3 separate regions of the Mus musculus genome follow, and all the other regions are linked to region 1. The links are chromatin loops, found by intact Hi-C in ENCODE. Cell type or tissue: left cerebral cortex. All regions are shown on one strand. Links, peaks and the distances in the headings refer to the core of each region. The heading gives the core; the rest is flanking DNA.

Region 1 (7,303 bases), core at 1,245-6,244:
GGTGCCGCTTGCCTCTGCCTCCCTGGTGCTGGGATTACACATAAGTTTCACTACTACACCTTGTTTGTTTGGTTTTGGTTTTTTGAGACAGGGTTTCTCTGTGTAGCCCTGGCTGTCCTGGAACTCACTCTGTAGACCAGGCTGGCCTCAAACTCAGAAATCTGCCTGCCTTTGCCTCCCAAGTACTGGGATTAAAGGCGTGCGCCACCACTGCCCGGCTCCTTTTTTTTTTTTTTCCTGTGGGTTTTGGGGGTAGAACTCAGAGTTTCATGCTTGTGGGGCAAGCACTTTACAATGGAGCCATCTCTTACATCTCTTTCTTCCATTTTTCTTTTTCTTTTTTTTTTAAAGGTTTATTTATTTATTTATCATATGTAATTACACTGTAGCTGTCTTCAGACGAACCAGAAGAGGGCATCAGATCTCATTACGGGTGGTTGTGAGCCACCATGTGGTTGCTGGGATTTGAACTTTGGACCTTCAGAAGAGCAGTCGGGTGCTCTTACCCACTGAGCCATCTCACCAGCCCCTCTTCCATTTTTCTATAGAAAGCCTCTCAGACTTTCTATTATACTCGATGGTTTTCTTTTCTTTTCTTTTTTCTTTTTGGTTTTTAGAGACAGGGTTTCTCAGTGTAGCCATGGCTATCATAGAATTTGCTTTGTAGACCAGGCTGGGATTAAATGTGTGCACCACCATGCCTGGCAAGTTTTTCTTTCTTCTTCTTCTTCTTTTTTTTTTTAATGTTTATTTTACATGCATTGGTGTTTTGCCTCCCTGTATGCCTGTGTGAGCGTGTCAGAAACCCTGGAGTTAGAGTTACAGACAGCTGTGAGCTGCCATGTGGGTCCTGGGAATTAAATTCGGTCCTCTGGAAGAGCAGCCAGCACTCTTAATCACCGAGCCATCTCTCCAGCCCCAGGTTTTTCCTTTTTGAAATCCCATATCTGAGAGATACTTTGATACCTGCCCTTCCAAGTGTCACACTAGCCCTCCTGCCCTAAGCTCCAGGGTCACCCTCAGTCCCTTTGCTCTCCAGCTGGTGGCCCCCTTCTGCCAGCAGTGGCTGCCTGGGCTGCACCCAGTTCTCTCTCAGCTCTCCTTTTATTTCTTCATTGCTTTGCTGGTTCCTCCGTTCCTCTTGGCCTCTGAACCGTGCCTCGGCTCCATCCTTGACCTTTCCTCTGCTTGCTCTTACACCCTAGGTGATCTCATCCAGTCTTGTGGCTCCAAGTAACATCTCAACACTCACGCCACCCGTCTCGATGTTATCTCCAGCCTGAGTCACGGGCCGAACTACAGCCTCTTTCATCGGATGGCTTTCGTGCCGGCTCTCTCCACTGAATAGCTGGTAGAACTCCTGACTTGAGGCCCCAAACCGGTGCCTCCTTTTGTTTCCCTGTCTTACATACTTGGTGACTCCATTCTGCAGTCATTCAGGCCGGGATCCAGAACACGTATGCCTTCTCTTTCGTTTGCAGTTGCACGTACTGCTCATAGCCGACACCACTGGCTTTCACTTCCAGCTCTTCCCTGAGCCTGGTCGTGCCTCACTACCTTCCCAGCTTCACCATAGTCATCACTGGCCTGGGTTGCCGCAGGAACCTCCTGTTTTTCTCTCTCCCCTATTCTTGCTTCCCTGACAGGGTCTCAAGACAGTAGCCAGGTGATCTGAGTAAAACCAGGCAAGGTCCCGTTGTCAATCATGAGACTTCCTTTACATTAAGAGGTGCCCTCTGTGATTTGGCACCCCCCAACCCCCGCCATATTCTCCTCAGCTCTTTCTGTTCCAGCCTACCTCTTCACTGCCCCTTGCTGACATCAGACCCAAGTTCTTGCTGTTCCTCAGCCTCACCTCAGTCAGGTATCTGTGTGACATGCCCACTCCCCTTGCTGAACTTTTGTTCAAATATCACCTCCTTATGGTGTCTACCTCAGGTACCTGTTCAAATCTTTATCTCTGTGCTTCTAGCCCAACATCCTCTTTCCCACATGGAGGGTGGAGGAGGCTGAGAAGAGATAGACTAGGGGTCTTTTTTTTTTTTAAGCACATTTTTAGACAGCACAACCATCAGTCTTCTGTATCCTGAAGTGCTTTTGCACAAACACAACCTTCTCTTCAGTTAGAACAGAGGATCCAAGGCACTAAAGGCTAGGTAGGGACTTGCTAAGTTACCCAGCAGTCAGTGGGTCCTTGATCACTTCCGTTCCAAAGTGATCAGAATACAACAAGCCCTGAGGCTGGGTCTTGAAGGATTTTCGGTGAGCCCCGGAACTTCTCGGACCTTGAACTCACTTGCCCTGAAGGCGAGGTCCTGACTAGCGTGTTCCGTCCTCTGGGAAACTCCAGGTGGAGCATTTCCTGCCCAATTTACAGATGAAAGCAACAGAATAACTTGTCTCAGTCACCAGCCAGCCCCCTAGTCTTCCCCCCACATCCCTTTGGTTATCCCGCTCTTCTCCTTGGCTCATAGTCTACCCTTCCTGCCCTTTCACCCTCTGAACTCTCTCAGCTTTCATCTAGACAGGTGCCCCTAACCCCAAACTCCTACTTGTCTTTCAATGTCATAGTCTCAAGTCACTCAGAGGCAGGACTCACATGGCTCTCATCACATGCTCCAGGACTCAATGGTTTGTATGTCTCTGCCTTACTCATCTTGGGACTACAAGGCCGGCACTACCCCGCCACACCCTGGGTTCCCTGCTTGTGTGGAAGGAAGGAAGGAACTCCAGCAGGGATCCTGAACCACCCAGACACACAACTCCAGAGAAACCCACAGCCTGTGCCAGGGTGTGGGAATTTCTACTGTTGACTTCAGCAGTGAGGCACTGGCCATCGTCTGCTCCCTAACCCCTTTCTTTTCACCTTCTTGGACTTCCGGTCCCCATTTCTTCTCTCAGTTCTAGGTTGGCCATGATGTTCCACAGAAGCGATCTTCCTCAGGCACAGAGCTGAATGGGTGCAGTTACACTTTGTCTTCTGGCTTCCATGGTCCAGGATACAAAGTCCCTGCTTTCCAGAGCCATGTGGGTTCTCTAATCCTCTTCCATCCTTTTCTCCAATTAAAGAAAAATTAAACTCACTAGATCTTATTTAAAGAAGCACCCAGGCTCCACAGTAGGGGAGCAACTGAGCTCCACTCTGGCAACAAGGAAAGATGGGAAGTCACTGCCAAGGAGCAGAGTGGAACATCTGTGGGTGGAGAATTTCTGAGCAAAACCACCAGGGCTCCTGGGATTCTGGCTCAATTTACTTGACAGGATTATTATTATTATTTACATTTATTTATTTGTGTGTGTATATGCCACAGCATGAGTGTCAGTCAAAGGAAAACATGGACTTAGTTCTCTCCATCTACGCTGTGGAGAATAGAACTCTCGTTGTCAGGTTTGGCCACAAGTACCCTTACCAGCTGAGCCATCTCAGCAGCCCCACTTGACAGCATTCTTACTGCAGACAGGCCGCAGTGATCTGATACCAGGGATGGCGAACTTTTCTGACTCAGGAGGTTTCTTGCTAAAACTGAACCAAGGGGGACCAAGGACACTGCCCAAGGTCAGGATCTAAGCCGGAAAAAGGGACTTGGTGTAACTCCTCAAGTCTGGTCAAGGCCCGTTTCTGTCACTTTACTAACAGCTTTCATTTCTTCAAGCCTTTTCTCATCTCAGATCTTCAAAAATTGTCTTTATTTCCAAAGCCAGATAAAATGTCTTTCTTTACACACGGGAACCCATTTTTTTTTCCCTGTCTGTGTCTGGGGAGAGCCTCCAATTTCTCCTCCCAATGCCTAAAGCATAGGCTGGAGATGGCTGGAATGCTAAGTACTGTCCCATAGGCCGGGGTAGAGCAGGTGGCTCAGAGGATCCAAAGCACTAAGTCAGACGCCGAGCTACGTCCCTTCACCTAGCAAAGAAAAGGCTCTCCTGAAGATGCTATGTGCACTCTGGCTGCTTCTCTCCCTCCGCTGAAAGGGACCCCAGAGTGTGAACCTGGGGCAGTTGTGGAGATAGTACAGGACAATTGCAACGAATTGCCTCTGGGGGCAATCCCCGCTGTGCTGCCAAGGAGCAACGAAGCCCAGTGGTTTGGCCGCCCTCCAAGATAGACACAAGGCGCCCACACCACGACTCCCTCACCCCACTCTGCCCTGGCCACCATCCAGCACCCCGCCACTAGCGGCGGCGCCTTTAAGACTCATTGGCGCCCCCTGGCGGTAACCGGCGCTTCCTCCTCCGGGAGCTCTGCCCCAGGCCCCGCGTGTGCGTGGCGTGTGCGCGGGCGCTGGGGCAGGAAGGGCGGGGGACACGGCGGCGCGCTCCCCGAGGGGGTCCCCGCGCGTCCGAGAGGCACGCGCGGGCGAACCCTCGCCGCGGGAGGGCGTGCTCCAGCTCGGGCTCGAGGCTCGGGTGCGGTCTCGGGCGGCGGCCCGGGATCCCTAGAGTCCTCGAGCGGCGCACGGTGCTGCGGGGCGCACGTCCCTGCGCGGGCGAGCCCCGCGGGGCGGAGGGGGCGGGGCGGCGGCGGGGCGCGCCCACCCGCGGGGCCCAGCCAGTGGCGCGGCGCGCTGAGCCTCCGCCCCCCAGCCGCCGCCCCGCCCCGGCCCGCCCCGCCCGCCGCCCCGCCCGGTAGGACCGCGCGCTGAAGCCCGCTCCGCGTCCCCGCCGCCGCCGCCGGAGGAGGTGCCCGCACGCTCGCGGCGCGCGCCGGCCCCACACGCTCGGCCTGTGGGCAATTTCCTCCGGACCCAGGCTCCCGGGCCGAGGAGGAAGAAGATGCAGACCTTCCTGAAAGGGAAGAGAGTTGGCTACTGGCTGAGCGAGAAGAAAGTCAAGAAGCTCAATTTCCAGGCCTTCGCGGAGCTGTGCAGGTGAGGAGGGACGCGGCTTGGGGACCCCCGCGGCCCGAGCCTGGTTACCCTCGGCGGGCGCGGGGCAGACGACGGCGACCCGGGAAGGAGCGGCGCGCGCTGAGGGCTGGTTCGGAGCAGCAAGGTGGCCGCGGGGGGCCGCGGGCTGTGTCCGAGGGGAGCGTGGCCGCTGTGGGCGTTGGGTTCGGACCGCGGCTCTCAGGTGCACTGGGGTCGTGCCGGGAGATCCCTGGCCGTCCAGGGTGGTGGGACCCGGGAAATCGGGGAGTCCACGCCAGCAGTCAGGGGTTAGAGGGTACTTTTGGACTGGTGTGTTTTTCTTCCTCCCTCTTCTTCCCCTTAGTAGAGCAGGATACCGGCGTTTGTGTGGAGCCTACTACGTGCCTCGCGTGTGCACGGCTCCTGAAGCTGTCATTGCATATCAGCCGGCTTAAGCCCAGTTGAAATGAGTAGCGATACTTGGCTTGTCTGTGGTGATTTGCTGTCTCATTAGAGCCTCGCAGCAGCCTCGCAAATTAGCCAGGATGGTGATTCTGGGCCACGTGTCTTAGAAGAGGGACACCTACCAGCAGAGAGGTGGGGTACCTGCCTTGTAGTCCCAGGGCCAAGGAGTGGCAGAGCATAGAAAGTGATGGGTGGACCCACGTAGGGTAGAATTGTCTTCTGCCATTCCGGCTGAGCACCTCGTTCTCCCTGCGCTGGTGCTTCAGTGGCAGAGACCGAGGGCTTTGATGGAGCTTGCTCTTAATACATTACAGAAGTGCTGGGTTCCTAGAGTCAGGTGTGCCTTGCCTCTCCGCAGAGCTATTGGTTACAGCTTCTCAATGAAAGCCTAAGAGAATCCAGCCCCCACACCCCATCCCCGAAGCCTTTTGCAAACTCCGGGTGGAAACCTTTTGTTAGGTAGTCTTTTCACTTAGTAGATTTGACTTTTGAAAATGGACTTCACTTGTAGTTCCATCCCTGGTGGGTGCCCCGAATTTTGGAGAATTGAACAGTTGGGCTTCCATTATCCCTTGGTGCACAGGGGTTAGTTAGCAGTCTGAGCTGGCACATAGAGGCCGCCCTGGCAGCACTGCCTTGCCCCTCATGGCTGTCCAAGAGCCTGCTGCTTCTCTGCCCCAGGCAAGCCTTACAGGCCCTCCTTGACCACAACTGGATGGGATAATGCCTATTTATAAGGGGGCCCTGGTTCTGCGCCCCTTATAGTTCCCTTGTGGGTTTGGCTGAGTCTCCCAGACAGGCCTCTTAGGAGAAAGCAGGCTTTTCACGGTCGGCAGGGCGTTCAGTGCAGCCCAGAATTCACAAGAAAATCAAGAGGAACTCGAGCCAGAGCTTTGGAAAAGCCCAGGGCTTATGGAACTTTTTTTTTTTTAAAGGACAGTTGGACGTTTGTACCATAAATAAACACACTGAAAAGGTTGCCCTAGACAGCAGAAAAATTTGGAGAAGCCCCTCTGTCGTGTTCTGGAAGTCCAGTTCTGACTTGAGGGGACCACAGCTCCCCCTGCTGTCAAATAATTCTTGGGAAACCCCAGTTCATCCCTTGCATCCTTGTTATTGATAGCAATCTGGGTTTGTGTCACCCTTTATCTATACCCGAGGCTTGTCCTTGGCCTGGTGTGCTTTATTCTGTAATTAGCAGGCTGTAGCAGAAGACTCCTAGCAGAGACTTAAGGGTTGAGGACCGACTCCCAGACCTGCCGGTTGGCTTGCCCTTCCTGTGGGCCCTCCCTCCTTTAAAGAGGCGCGGGGTGGGGGTGGGGGTCTCAGGGAACCCGGGGTGCGGAAATCTTATTGAGCATTCATTTCTCAGGAAGGGTGGCTGAATTCAAGGTCTACTTGCCTTCCTTTGCCCAAGTGTTGGCTTCGGAGGGATGGCAGAAAGTCTCTGGGCCGTTCCAGCAGCTCAGGAATCCTACTGTGCGTTTTTATTAGTATAGCTTTCGATGCTTTGTAGCTGAAGCTTAAGAAGGAAAAGAAAACACCAGAAAGAGTTTTTCTGTTGCTTCTTCACTTTCAGGACAGAGCCCCCTGGTGGCCACATTGTTAACTAAACAACTGTTGAGATAGTGACCCCTCCCCCCACCCCCCTCCACTGTGTTTTGTTTATTGTGAATGCTGGAGTGGTCTAAGTGGCCCCGGAGACCCTGTGAATGGGCGTCGTCCTGTTCTTGACATTCAGAAGCTGGGGGTGCAGTGCTCGTGTATTGATGGATGGTGAATTGTCTGTGAATTTCCTGACAAAAAGGGCCAGGGATGTTGGGAAATGACTTGAACTGTGCTCCAAATGTGCATCCATGAGGACTGCTCAACTGCCCTGGGATGAGTGGTTTAGCTGATGGTCGGGCCTTGTAAAAATCCTTTCGCAGGGATTCATCTCACTGGATTTACAGACCGGGGGTGGGGGTGGGGTCGCGGGTGCCAGAGAGAGC
Region 2 (7,303 bases), core at 1,114-6,113, 58 kb after region 1:
TTCAAGGGTCGAGTCGACTCTCACTCTTTTTTGCTTGCTTGCTTGCTTGCGTGCTTGTGTGCTTGTGTGCTTGCTTGCTTGCATGCTTGCTTGCGTGCTTGCTTGCTTGCTTGCTTTTTCAGTGTGAATGATTGAACCCAGGACCTTCCTTGCACATGCTAAGCAAATGCTCTGGGCTACACCTCAAATCCTTTTGTAAAAAATTGAGGCAAGCTCTCATTAACTGTACACAATAACTGTAGCTCAGGCAGGCCTTGAGCTCATGACCCTCCTCAGTGTCCTGCACAGCTGGGATGTCCAAGCCTGGCGATTCCCTTATTCTTCTCTGTAGACTTAGCTTCTGAGCCTGCCTTCACCCTCACCTTTCACCGCCCCTTTTTTGCATTGGACGGCTTTGGATTGGCTTCGGCTGTTCATGCAGACAGTCTCCCTTGCACCAAGTGGTGTGTTTCACCTACTTCTGACCAATGAGATAGTAGCATAAAGACCATCTACTGTCTTATTAAAAAAAACAAAAACAAAACACAGCTCCTTGGACGCATCCCCTTCTCTCTTCCAGGTGCCCTGTTGGGAGTTGTGGCAGTCAGCCATGTTTACTGTGATGTGAACCAAAGCCGACCATGGTAAACATTGCAGAATGGAAACTTGAAAAAAAATCCTCAGTTTTTGCTGGCACCAGGCTGTTGAAGCACCTGAGATACCTACCTCCAAAACTTTGTTTTTGTGATAAAAGCTGTTTTGGGTCATCATTTAAAATCAAGCACCTCTTTACTTATCAATCTGAGCTTGGAGAAACTGTTTTTATTTGGGGTGTGTGTGTGTGTGTGTGTGTGTGTGTGTGTGTGTGTGTTTTCTGAGACAGGGTTTCTCTGTATAGTCCTGGAACTCACTCTATAGACCAGGCTGGCCTTGAATTCAGAATCTGCCTGCCTCTGCCTCCCAAGTGCTAGGATTATAGGTGTGTGCCACCACTGCCTGGTGGAGGAACCATTTTTTTGTTACAAGAAAATTCCAAGCTAGCCATGGTGATGGCACACACCTTTAATCCCAGCACTCAGGAGGCAGAGACAGGCAGATCTCTGAGTTAGAGGACAGCCAGCGCTACACAGAGAAACCCCCATCTTGAAAAGCATCATTAGGGTAAGAACTAGTTATCCTGTTTGTAGCAGAACTTGGCAGGGTGACGCTGCTGGCCACAGAGAACCTGGCACTTAGGATCTTAGCGCTCGTGTGGAAAGTTTAGGTCCTTTCGGGGGATGGATGATCGCTGGGTGTCGGGCTCCTTTAGACATGCTTTAGAGGAAAATTATGCCCATGTATGAGAAATGTGAAGGCCCTGGAGGGCGTCAGACACACACACACACACACACACACACACACACACACACACACATACATCTTGAGCGTCAGACACACACACACACACACACACACACACACACACACACACACACACACATACATCTTGAGCATAGCTGGAAAGGCGAGGGGAGCATCCGTTAAAAAGATGTGGAGAAGATCTAGAGCCAGGGCAGAGGGGTTTCATTCAGGTCATTAAAGATGCACACCGTCTCATTGGAAATGTTTCTTCAGCCTCTCTGAGAAACTTACTTTGGGTGAGCCCTTGCCAGGTCATGAGAAGATGGCTGCCAGCACTGTATCCCCTCGGCTTATCAGCTTCCCTGAGCCAGGACTCAGCTTGGGACTCGGGGCTGGCTGGGGTAAGGTTGGCTCTGATTGATCTGGCAGGTTCTGTAACTTTCAGCTGAGGTTGAAAAGAACTGAAGCTTATTGTCAGCTCCCGCGGCTGGGAGTCTGAAGTCAGTGATGACAGGCCCAGAACCTCCTGGAGTAAGTCAGTCCTCCTCCAGCTACAGATACGGTCCCACGGTGTCCTGGCCTGGAGCAGCGGAGAACTATATAGTCTCTGCCTTCCTGTCTTCCCTTGGCCATCTTTTGTGTGTAGGCCTATATAGTCATGGCTTTTCAGGAGATGGACAGGGAGGGAGACGGAGAGAGGGGGGAGGAGGCAGAGGGGAGGCTGAGGCCAGAGGATATAGCCTTGAGTATTCTCCTTAGGAATGCTGGCCACCTCCTTTTGCGAGTGGCCTGTGTAGCTGGTTAATGAGGTAAAAGTAGCTGGCTAGGGAGCCTCCTGCCTGCCTCCGCAGAGCTGGGATTATAAGCACATGAGTTCTGAGGAATCCGACTCAGGTGCTTGTGCCCATGAGGCAAATGCTTTCCCACCGAGCTGCCTCCCTAGCCTCCATCTTTGTTTTCCTGAGGAGACCTAGATTAGCATGACTCTGATGGCCTGACTGACCTCAACTTGATGATATTTGCAAGTCCCTGTTTCCAAATACAGTCACATACCCAGCTGCTGGGGGTGAGCACTTCAGCTTGTCTTGCCGAGGGACACTGTTCAACACATGTGTCAGTCACTAGTCCATGCGATGTGATATTCTCATTGGCCAAGCCTGGATCACGTATCTACCTGGACTTAGATGCCTTTAAATTGGGGGGAAGACGCTCTGAGGGAACTGAGTTGCCCACAGGCCTCAGCTTCAAGGACTGTTAGAAGCAGCAGTGGGAGAGGTCACCAGCACAGGAGAGAGTGTTTGTGTGTGTGTGTGTGTGTGTGTGTGTGTGTGTGTGTGTGTGTGTGTGTGTGTATACATGCACCTCATGAGTGTTCTTTCAAAGAGTGCTGTTGCAGTAGAGCCTGGGTAGGTGATGTCACCAGAGTGCTGGAACCTGACGGACCCTCCACTGATGTTCTTACTTATTGATGTGTTTTCCATTTACCTCAGAAGGCAGGGAAGATGCCATGAGGCAGGGGTACAGTTTATGGCGATGGTGGGAAGATCCCGGTACCCAGGTGTTCTCCCTTTCCAGTTGGGCACTCTATTGGCGATACATTTGGCGCTTGGATTTTCTTATTCTTACCTAGCCCTCTGTGGAAGGCCTCGGGTGGGGCACCAGAGCTCTTGCTAAAGCCTGAGAAGTGACCTGGGCTCTGCACCCTTACCACTTCCTGTATTCTGGCCTTATCACCTTTGTTACAAGGACATGGCTCACAATTTCCTTTTATGTAGAACGCACGGGGTGACATGTGGGAGAAGAGGCTGCGACCAGGCCCATCCCATGCAGAGCCTGGTGCTACCATTGGGCCCTGAGTTAGTGTTATTTTTCTATGCCTGTTCCTTCCCTACAAAATAGGAAACGGGAATAGCCCCAACCTGTGCAAGGGCTGATGTCCTGCAGGCTGATTGATGTATGCCTCAGACCCTGAGCACGGGTCACAAGAATGGTCAGGTCTAAGCTAATGATTGTCCCAGAAGCTGAGCTCATAGTACCGTGGGGAGGAAGGGATTGGTGTGTAAGTGCTTTGGACCCTCTCCAGTGGAAGGGCTGGTGGCCGAGAGCTCTTTGTATACACTGTGGAGAGCCTGGGGCCAGGTGCCCAGGCTGTGGGCTGGTCTGACCAGAGGAGTGAGCTGCTTTAGGAAGTGGTGAGGCGAGAGTAAGGGCAGGGAGCTGGGAGGAGCACCGTGTCCTATTTTAGGGCACTGGGAGCCTCGGAAGGTTTTTGAGTGGGTGAGAACATTTTTAGGAGGAAGGGTATTTTGTCAGGTCTTACCCAAGGTGGGCTTTTTTTTTTTTTTTTTTTTTTTGCCCAAGATGGAGACTAGATTCTGAAGTTAGTTCTGAAACAGCAAAAAACATCTGAACTAGAGGGTCTAAGTCCTACCTTTAGTTTTGGTCCTCTGACCCAGTTCGCTGACCACATGTAGGCAGAGACCCTGGTGCTTTCGTGGTTTGAGCGTTACGGTGTCTACTCTGCTTTTCTGTGTCCTGTGTTCTAGCCTTTGGTTGCAGAGCCTTGTGGGACAGTCATGGGGAACTCAGGCCCTCTTGTCCTCAGCAGAGTCCCCTGGGGGCCTCAAGGGAGCTGAATTAAAAGGCCTCACTGACTTGGCCCTGTGGCTTCCTGGCTGGCCACCTGGTCCAGCACTCAGTGGGACTATGGAGGCTGAGCATTAAAAACTAACTGGCAAAGCCTTGAGGTTTGACCAGAGAGGAACCTGGTCCCTCCCTGTTTACCTTTGGGTAGAGATGCTATGCTGTCTGTGCATGACTAGCGAGGCCATGATGCCTGGCGGGCTTCCGTTGGACTTGGACTGTGAGCCTCTGGACGGTCAGCTTAGGCAAAGGTTCTAGGTGTGGGCTGTGAATTTAGGGCTCTGAAGTTAGGTAGATCTCACCAGGGTGGGTCTTTAAATGCTCCTGCCCTGGCCTAATGTGGGTGGATCTGGGGTTGGACTCTGGGTGCCAGTGTCAAGAGTCAACTGCTGAGGCTTCATGCTTAGCGGGGCTCTCTCCTGGCTGGACTGAGGACAGAGGCCGCACCCCTCTTCACACTCTGCAGAGCTGGCGTGCCTTAGGCAGCTCCTCCCCTCCTCTTCCTCCTTCCCTTTTCCTCCAGGATCTACAGCCCCCAGATGGTGGCTCAGTCACTTAATACTGTGAATGACCCCAGGTGGCTCTGGGTCCAGTGTTTGCAGGGCCCTATGACTCCAGCCCCAGAGTCTGTCCGATGTCAGTCCTTCTGCAGGCACTCAGCTTTGATGGCCAGGGTTTTGAGTTTTTATGCTGGCTTTCTCAGTAATTACCAACCTTACTTAGTCACTGCCCCCTTCCTTTTGGCTGGGCCTCAGCTTCCCCTTTCTGTGCAGAAGGGGTTGGACTATGACAGACTGGAAACTCAGATGGAGTCCTACCAAACGTTTTTTACATTTTTCTTTAAATTCATTGCCAGCAGGTGAACAAGTTGCTCTGTTCTTGCCCTTGCCAACTTCCTGGCCATGTCTGCTGTGGCCATTTCAAGTTGGTGTTCTCTGGGTCTTTTGAGGCTCCCCTGGAGCCTCTGGCTCTGACTTCCAGAGAGGCAGCAGAAGAGGGAAGTGGGGGCTGATTACTCCCCACAGTGCCTGTAGCTGAGGATCTGGGATTGACAGAGGCGGCTTTTCATTTGACGGATACTTGGGTGTGGGCATGAGTATGGGTTAGCAGACTTGGCGGCTAGAAATACCTAAGGAGCAGAGCTGCAACCAGGATGGTAGTAGCAAGGTGCATGTTGGGGCCACTGAGAGAGGAAGAAGAACTAGCAAGCAATGCAACAAGAACTTTGATCAAGTTCCCTGCAGGGCTCAGTCATGACACCAGCTCTCTGCTGTGGGGTCAAGAGAGGCTGTGGCTTAGGGTGCCCCCTGGAACTTCTTCTGCACACTTCTGTGGCTTGGACCCCGCTTCATCAGCCCTTCAGCCCTGTGGTTCGTTGGTCACAGATGGCAGATTTCCATTGAGCCCCAGATGGGACTTACCGCCTACTGCTTAGTTGAGGCTGCCCAGGTGTGGGCACACACACAGTCCATGTGTGGGCACATCCTTCTGGTGCCCTTTGTTCATCTGGGAGGGGGCATTTTGCACCCAGATATCATTCCCTGTGTGCCAGATGTACATGGATTTCCTATTGAAAGTTGCCCCTAAATGAGAAAGTGGTCAGTGGAATGACTGTGTGGGTGTTGGGAGTTTTAGAGTAGTCAGAAGAGTAAGCACAGACCCTTTTTGTGCATACTGGGGTAGATTTGCAACCTTGCACCCCAATTGTATGATCTACTGAGCCCCTGTTTCACGCACGCCTTTGTGTTCTTAATTCACCTGTGGCCCACTCGGTCATCCTAGGTCAATATTTAAGCTGATGCCAAGACGCTTCAGAAAGGTTTCCCTCAAAATGTAGGCTTCGGTGGGAAGCTAGCCATGGAATGCATGAGAGTTTGCACTTGAAGTCAAATCTGAGAGAGCACTGAAGTTCTGTTCCTCCCAGGGGAAAGGAGACCCTGCTGTGACCACCAGCTCCTGCCTCTGTTCCTGAGCCCCAGTGGGAGATGGAGAAGGCACCGGTCTGAGTTTGGATTTTTGCCTCCATGCTGTCAGGGCCCAGCTCGTCTTGTTTCTGTTCCTAGCCTTGTCTCTCTCTTGTCCTGTCCAGTGTGTGTGTGTGTGTGTGTGTGTGTGTGTGTGTGTGTGTGTGTGTGTGTTTTATATTAACTTCTTACAAAATGGTGAGACTGCACGACTGCACACAGGGGACCTGAAAATGAGCGTCCCTGTAGTATCAGGTCACCCGGGCATCTAGGTTGGAATTGCTTGGCTGGGAGGAAGAGGGCCTGTGTTTGTTACTAGCCACAGATGAACAGAAAGTGACTGGGAGTAGCAGAGTAGAAAAGGGTGTCTGTTTTTTGTTGCCTGTGTTTGAAGCTTGGGTTGTTACTGTGAGATCCAGGACAAGTATTTGCATTCTTAGAAGGTTAAATCCTTAACTGGGGAAATGACTAACTAGCCCTACTATTGTATTGGGTGTTATAAAGAGAGAGAAATTTTTTTTTTATTTTATTCTAATTTTTTTGAGACAGGGTTTTTCTGTGAGGCCCTGGCTGTCCTAGAACTGACTCTGTAGACCAGGCTGGCCTCAAACTCAGAGATTTGCCTGCCTCTACCTCCCAAATGCTGGGATTAGAGGTGTGTGCTACCATGCCCAGCGCATGAGAGAGACAGATATTAGCTCCATGAGGGTTCAGCGAAGTACTTCAGGACTGTGTGGGGTGGGTGACATCGTTGTTATCACTTGGTAGGCACCTGTAGCATTCAGTGCAGTGGGGGACACAGATGCAATGAGATGAGAGTCTTGCTCCCAGGAGCTTAAGGTTAGAGGACAGGGGCAAGGATTGTAGTAGAAGTGCACTGTATTTGAGGGGTTCCTAGCATCTGACCCCTCCCAGTTTATACGCAAGGATTCTTTTCTGTAGTCTAGATATTTTTCCCCTTCTAGCCTTAGAGGCAGACACACAGGACCTCGTTTTCGGCAGGCTCATCAGGATGCCTGTCATGGTGTCTCTACAGAGCAGGAAACTTGTAGGTGAAGAATGGTGGACACTGGTTGGCTTGGGCAGGGTGATGGGCCTCACTGGCTGCTGCTGGGGATGGTTTTACATACCTTTGGGCCATGGGCTTCTGAGTAGGGCCAGGTTTCTGAGCAGGCCTCTTCTGGCTTCCTGCTTTTTTTCTTTGAGCTGCATAGAAGCATTCAAGTGAGGCCCGTTGTTACCCCGGCCAGCCTGGTGAGTTCTGTTGCTCACGTCCTAGAAGCTGAACCCCTAGGATTTTAGAATAACACTTGCTGTGTACAAGGTACCCCATCTTGAGAGTAGGGATGCCTCCAAACCGGCAGGGAGGATCATGG
Region 3 (7,303 bases), core at 1,114-6,113, 180 kb after region 1:
CACTAGAACTGTCTTTCCTTCAGCTCCCAGGTTCAGAGCATGGAGCACAGGTCTGCCTCTCTCTTGCTCATGGTGCGTCCATGTTTCTTTACTATGTGGGGGGGATGAACTCGAGCACATTGTGTAGGATCCAAAGTCCTCCTTCACCCTTGGCTGCTTCCCTTCCACACAACGCCCACCCACCATTTGCCATGCAAAACACATTTTCATGCCTCAGTGCTCGTAAGCCTCTTTCTAGCCACAGGCCCTTTGCACATGACAGTCCCTCTGCCTGAATCTTGCTTTCTCATCCTCCTTCCTGACTAATGCAGCCCTTTACCCGGACTCTATTGCTAGGGTCAGTTTCCTGTTCTAAAGACACAATTGCACTTCGTGTTGTAAAAAAAGAACCTGGGCCTGCATGCTATTCACAGCATAGCCTGCACACACTGCAAATGGTTTGTTTATTCTGAGCTAATCCCTCCCAGCCCTGAGGGTTGACACCAGCAACTATACTCAGAATTTCAGACAGCCACGGAACACAGGAAGGGCACGAGAGACAGAGGCACAGCTATCACAAGTCTCACCTGAGCTGAGACAAAGGACTGTGCTCTAGGATGATTGACAGCCTGCTTCTCCCTGTGTAATCTATTGGCTAGAGATAAGGCAGGAAGACATACTTTTTTTTTTTAGAATTATTTATTTTATGTACATGAGTCCACTGTAGCTGTCCTCAGACACACCACACATCTGAAGAGGGCATCAGATCCCATTACAGATGGTTGGGAGCCATCATGTGGTTGCTGGGATTTGAACTCCGGACCTCTGGAAGAGCAGTCAGTGCTCTTAACCGCTGAGCCATCTCTCTGGCTCGAGCATACTTTTTAAAAAAAAGATGTTAACTCACTGTCTTCTTTCTGAATGAAGCCCAGGATATTTTTAAACATTTTCATTTACATGGATGTGTGTATGCCCGCAGAGGCCAGAAAAGGCTGTTGGACTCCTTGGTGAGCTGAAGTCCTAGGGACGAGAGTGTTAGGATCTGAACTCCAGTCCTCCGAAGCGCAGCAAGCCCTCTTAAGCACTGAGCCAACCCTCTACCTCTCAAGAAATACTTGTACTCACTAAAAGCTGTCTTTAACAGCCCTAAAAATTAACAATGTAAGAAAATTGCTTAACATGGCGAAGAGTAAACACCTCGGGTTTTATGTTCCTGCTGCTTTTTTATAGTGAGCAGCTGTGGGGTTCTCTTAAAATGTAGCTTAAAATGAAGTGGTCCCCTCATTTGATCAGGTGTTAAGCTAGTGAATTACCATCCACCACAGAAACAATGAGTTACACTAACAGAAAGGACATTTTCTTCTGGGTAAAGGAGTTTCAAAAGTATAATAACCCAGTGCAACTCCTTTGTTCTGGAAAAGATAAGTTTTCTGGGTTTTCTGCTCTCCCCAGGGTCCATCCTTAGGTCTGTGTCAGTTTCCTGTTAGCTGCAGTAACTAAGTACTATAGACTTTCTCATCTAAATCAACACAATGTATCACTTTTTGTGCTGGAGGTCAGAGTTCAAAATGGATCTCCTTGAGCCAACCTAAGGGCTGTGTTCTTTCTGGAAGCTCTTGGTGAGGACCCATTGCCCTCCTCTTCCCAGCTTCTGGAACTCTCTGAATTTCTTAACTCATGACTTCCTTCTTCCAAATTCCACCACATTATATTTTATCCCTCTTCCCTCTGACACTCCTGAGACTAGCCTGGGCTACACCAGAGCCTGTCTCTGCAAGACAAAGGGGAGTAAAAAGCAGTTAGCTTTCCCTCCTGGCCTGTACTTCAATGTGGGCTGTCCTTCAGCCTGTCTCCAACATGGGTCAGTGACAGCTCTCTTGGTCTTTATTCTCCCAACTTGTATTTGAGATATTGCACCTGCCGAGGACTAAACAGTTCCCTCCAGAACCTCAAACGATCGTGAACGATTATATTTATGAGATTATAAAATAGTGTCCCAGTTTGCATTGCTGTGCTGAAAGTCTGGTTTCCTTTGTATATTAGTTGTCTTTTCTGCCGGCGCTTTAATGATCTCTCGTGTTTCAGATGAGGCAAGTTTCTCTCCAGTGTGTCCAATGTGGGCTTATCCATCTTTCCTGCTCAAGGCTCCTTAGGCTTCTTCACTTTAAAGACTTACTTCTTTATTCCCTACATCGCAAACGTCTCAGCCTTTTCTCCTGGCATTACCTTCCCGCCATTTTTGTTTCTTTCTGTTCTGTCCCCCGAGGTCCCCGAGGCTTTTCTTCATCATTTCTATCTCTAACTCATTCCTGTTTTTGTCCTGGTCTGATCATAAACTCATTGTCCTCTCTGGAAACCAGCACCCTGCTTTCCTGCCTCATCCAGCCATGCAGGGTGACCGTCTTCCAGGTCCAGCCATGGAGACACCAGCAGCTCTGGGGACCCCGGGTCCAGCTGACAAGCCGTTTAGGGCTCAAGGGAAGATTACAGAAACAGGAGAGTGGGTGCCCTCCCCTGCAGTACATCAGGGAATGTGGGATGATTCGCGGGCTGTGGTTCCTTTTGTGGCAGAGATCTCACGTTAGCAGAAACATCCAGAACCTATTTTATCTGGCCCTGAGTTAAGCATAGGCCTTAGTCAAAGAAGCTGCTGGCTCCTTTCCGCTTACCCAATAGTCAGGGACAGGCTTTAGTCTGTTCACAGACCCAGTGGCTGTGCAGTGCCTCTCCACACACGGGACCTCACAGTGCCAGGACCCACAAGCCTGCCTGGGACCGACCACCTTGTCTCTCTTACGCATCTGCAGTTGGGTCACACCAGTATGATCACTTCTCTTTTGTTAAGCAGCTCAATGAGGACCAGCTCAGATACCATAAGAAGTTGTCATGGTTACACGATGAACTGGGCACTCCAGCCATCTTGCAGGGACCAGCAAAGTCTGTGTCATTGGGAGGGAGGGGCGGGTACTTTTATTATAGAAACTATGATATTTATAGTTATTATTATAGTATTTATAATATCCCCACATACAGAGTTCCATTCTTAAGCTATAACTGCCTCACAGGCTATAAACACAAACTTAGAAGCTTTCCCCAGGCCTCGGACTTAGGAGGGAAACAGTTACCTGTGCCAGCTTATCTCATAAACAGCAATACCGTTGAATCTATTGAACACTTGTCTTCCCCAGACTCTGTGCCAAGAGCAACATAGTTGTTCTACTTTGGTGCCCTCTGGAAGGAGGCTCAGAGAGGTCTAGCAACCCCTCCGTGATCACACAGTAGATAGGTGACAGGGTCAGGATTTAGAGTCACAGCCCCAGCACTAAATATTGCCCCAAACCAACTCTCTCCTAGCCCGGCCAGGAAGGAGAGGAGGTCTTCCCGGTTAGGATGGCAGAGGCAGGTTTGAATCCAGGTCTCCTGAGCTCTTCCTCTCAGTCAACCCAAAGGATAGGCTCTGCTCTATGAAACCCTGCAGTAAGGAACGGGATCCTTCCCTGCAGTTCCCAGACCAGAGGACCGCCTTTGCCGGGGCCAAGGCCAAGTCCCTGCGGGTTTTGTTACATAGTAGCTCCCCCTAGTGTACTGAAAAAAAGTTACAAAACTGCTTATTATAGAGGGAGATAAACCCCCCAAACTGGAAGAGAGTGGAAAGAAGAAAGAAGAGAAGCAGAGATCAAAACAGAAAGGGGAGGGAAAGGTTGGGTGAATTTTAGGCCCTGTGATGCATGCTGGGCAGTCTGCCTCAGTGTCTCTGGCCTTCCTGACGACAGAACCACCATTCATTGGAGGACCTAGGGACAGAAGCTCAGTAATGTGACCAGCAGCCAGATGGATCTAAACTCCATGAGAAGTCTGCAAATCCGGCCAGCTTCCTGGGGCCCATTCCAGGGTCTGACTGCCGTCATGTGGAGATCTAGAGAGTCTTTGTACCAGCAAAGCCAGCAGCCTCTGAGAGTGATGGGCGGGCTGAGCCTGTCTACCTCCCACTCCCACCCCAGGGCTGCTCCTCCGGAGCCTTAGAGCCAACTCACATCAACAAGTAGCCTTCATGGAGGAACCCTGAGACTTCCTGTCTGTCACTACACTTCCCCTTTTACCAAAACAACTATGATGTATTCACATCTGTATTCACATCTGCTCACCCATGGGCCAATAACAGAGCTGAGTCTGTTGATGCTCACCCCTATGTCCACACTCTCCAGTCACTTCTAGTTCTTCTCCAAGCCTATATATATATATATATATATATATATATATATATATATACACATACATACATAATATGTGTGTGTGTATAATGAGGGAGAGATAATGTAGACTAGTTAAGGCACAAATCTTAGTGTCTTACTTCCGTGTGTGTGTGTGTGTGTGTGTGTGTGTGTGTGTGTGTGTGTGTGTGTGTGTGTACAGTGCCTGCAGAGGTCAACACAGAGCATTGGATCCCTTGGAGCTGGAGTTATAGGCAGTTGTGAACCACTCCACATGGGTGCTGGGATGCTGGGATCAAACCCAGGTCTTCTGAGAGCAATAGGTACTCTGAACTCTGAAACCACACCCGCTGGTTTATTCTTTCTTTTCAAAGACTCTAGCTGAGTCTGGACTTCACTGATGGTTAGACTGGCTGGCTAGAGGGCCACAGAGACCCACCCTCTTCCACACTACCTTCTTCCCTACATACCCTGCAGAATCAGGCTTGTTATGTGAGTGTTGGGAGTCCGAAATCAGGTCCTCAGACTTGAGTGAAGTCAGGTCCTCAGACTTGAGCTATAAGCACTTTGCCCACAGAGCCACCTCTCTGACCCTTATTTGTAAATTATTGTTTAATAATATTGAAGATTTTCAGTTTATGAGACTTGAGGGACATTTGTGATGATGGCCTTAGATAAGCAAATACAAGTATAGGCCTTGCTTAGGTGCTGGCTTGGCAAACTAACTACAGGAAAAGAAGGATTTGACTGGAATTCCTGTGTCAGTAGTTGGGAGCACTGACTGCTCTTCCAAAGGACTGGGGTTCAATTCCAATCACCCATATGGCAGCTCACAACTGTTTGTAACTCCAGTTGCAGGGGAACCAATATCCTCTCACAGACATATATGCCGACAAAGTAGCAATGTACATAAATTTAAATGAAAAAGAAAGTTCTATCATGAGAAAAAAATCTTTGCTAGGCAGGCATCTGACTGAGGATTAATATCTAAAATATACAAAGAGCCAAAAGAAAGAAAGGAAGGAAGGAAGGAAAGGAAAGGGAAGAAAGAAACATTTGCTATCTGTAGGAGAGCTATGATGTTAAAACATACAAGTGCTTTTGTAGGTATAGACTACAGTATAAAGCACATGACACATAAAACGTATCCCATAGCCAGGCGGTGGTGGCGCACGCTTTTAATCCCAGCACTTGGGAGGCAGAGGCAGGCGGATTTCTGAGTTTGAGGCCAGCCTGGTCTACATAGTGAGTTCCAGGACAGCCAGGGCTACACAGAGAAACCCTGTCTCAAAAAAAAAAAAAAAAAAAAAAAAAAAGTATCCCATAATAACCTGAAAAAGGGGTGGGACTGGTGCTGTGGATGAGACCAGAACTTCTTATGATAACTATGTAGGGATTTTTAAAGTCTATTTTCCACTAACTTTACGTATTTAACTGTAGTTTATAGTTTGTACATTAAAATATTTATTGACTTTTTTGTGCATATGGGTGTTTTGTCTGTACGTGTGTCTGTGCACCGTGCGCATGCCTGGTACCCACAGAAGCCAGAGGAGGGTGTCACCTCAGGAACTGAAGTTACAGATGGTTATGAGCTGTTGTGTAGGTGCTGGGAGTTGAGGCCCAGTCTGTGGAAAAGCAGCCAATGCTCTTCACCACTGGGCACTGAGCTGTCTCTTCAGCCCCTGTGAACTTAATATTTATCCCAACAGAAATGAGGAGGAAATGTGGTACAAAAGAGCCAAGTTAAACAGAGAATTTCATTTTTCTTATCTTTTCCTTTTTATGACTCCTGGAAAGAGTGATAACTAATTCAATAAAAACCTGTATACAACGTAGCAATAGGACAGTGACAGTGTGTTCTGGTGGCCCTGGCAGAGCTCATACTTGCCCGTGGCTTTGAGGGCATTGATTCAGCATTTTCTCTCCCTCTGAAGAGAAGTCTCCCCACAGCCCTGCTAAAGGGACTAGCCTGTCCCTGCAGGCACTATGGGAACTTTCCTATGTTCCACAGTCCTCCCCCAGGATAGATCAGGCCTGGGACACCAGACGTGGCTGCCGCAGACACTGATCAATAGCAACCTCGGGGCTGCTGACCACTCTGACACTCAGCAGGTGGCCTCTTGGAAACAGAACCGGGCTGGCAGAATGTCAGATCCTGCAGGAAATATTGAACCCAAACAGGAATCACTGGCTTGTGCTCTGCGGGGCTTGGAAGGACAGGTGGGGTGTATTGGCTTGAAGCAGACAACTGTGATATTTCAAAACCCTGGCAAGAGGCTGACCTGAGGGGCCAGGGCCAGGGCAGCGGTCGTCCCCCTCTTCAGGCTTTGAGGGCTGTTTATACAAGTCAAGTCCGAGTACTAACGAGTACTAATGTGCTGGGTGAAAGCCAGGAGGGAAAAGGAGAGCGGACACAGTGGGCCGTGTGCAAAGGAAACCAGCCGGCAGTGTGTAAAGAATACCTAATGGAACTATGCAGAAGAGGGACGGGGAGGGGGGATTTAGCTAGTGGACTGCTTGCTAGTACTGGGCTCAGCCTGCAGCATGGGGCAAGGTCAAATCAGAAGAAATATTTAGCTTTGCCAGAAATGAAACCAAGATCCATCTTGGGTCTTTCAAGTTGGAAAATGCATTAAACCTAGGTGAGGGTAAAACAAAGGGCCTCCTTGGTCAGTTTTGGATTGTGGGTTATGATCAAGGCTAAGTCCCTGATTGTTGTTGTAGTTGTACAATGGTTATGTAAGAGGTCATTAGGAAATTGTGCCTTGAACTCGTGCAGGGTAAAGGATTATGATGGCTACCTACCATCTACCTGGGAGAGGGGCTGAAGGAGAAGCAGGTGAGTGGTCGTTGTGTGCTGCTCCCACGCACTGCTCTTGAGAGTGTTTTGTAAATCTCAAATCATATCTGTAATGCCAGGCATGGAGGCACACACATTTAATCCCAGCACTCAGGAGGCAGAGAGGAGTGGATCTCTGTGAGTTCCAGGCCAGTCTGATCTACAGAGTGTGTTCCAAGCCAGTCACGGCAACATAGTGAAAGCCTGTCTCAAAAGAGAAGTGTGTAGTTTATGTCTGTAAATTTTAAATTATACATCAAATTATATGAAGTTT

The links. Peaks named below come from ENCODE experiments on the same cell type or tissue, not always from the same donor. Only the 100,000 strongest peaks of a DNase experiment are listed, where the experiment ranks them.
Region 2: a loop joins it to region 1, with 2.0 times the contacts of the local background. A loop is called at or near these places in 8 of 42 quality-filtered maps.
Region 3: a loop joins it to region 1, with 1.8 times the contacts of the local background. A loop is called at or near these places in 17 of 42 quality-filtered maps.

Annotation. Positions count from the first base shown.
Region 1 is chr12:102,702,287-102,709,589 of GRCm38, reverse strand. Itpk1 (inositol 1,3,4-triphosphate 5/6 kinase) reads left to right here and starts at 4,721. Exons shown (of 10, transcript NM_172584.3): 1 at 4,721-4,868. The coding sequence starts at 4,774. In left cerebral cortex, for the core only: CTCF peaks have their summits at 3,164 and 4,199 (motif pointing left); DNase peaks (open chromatin) are centred at 5,431, 5,663, 5,884, 6,114 and 3 more places; H3K4me3 peaks cover 2,471 bases; H3K27ac peaks cover 3,431 bases.
Region 2 is chr12:102,644,124-102,651,426 of GRCm38, reverse strand. The region is part of intron 2 of Itpk1 (inositol 1,3,4-triphosphate 5/6 kinase); the gene reads left to right. Among named protein-coding and RNA genes, the nearest start is that of Mir1936, 37 kb to the left of the region's middle. In left cerebral cortex, for the core only: no CTCF peak of the experiment used is centred there; a DNase peak (open chromatin) is centred at 3,418; H3K27ac peaks cover 282 bases.
Region 3 is chr12:102,521,176-102,528,478 of GRCm38, reverse strand. No RefSeq gene overlaps it. Among named protein-coding and RNA genes, the nearest start is that of Chga, 30 kb to the left of the region's middle. In left cerebral cortex, for the core only: a CTCF peak has its summit at 3,564 (motif pointing left); a DNase peak (open chromatin) is centred at 3,525.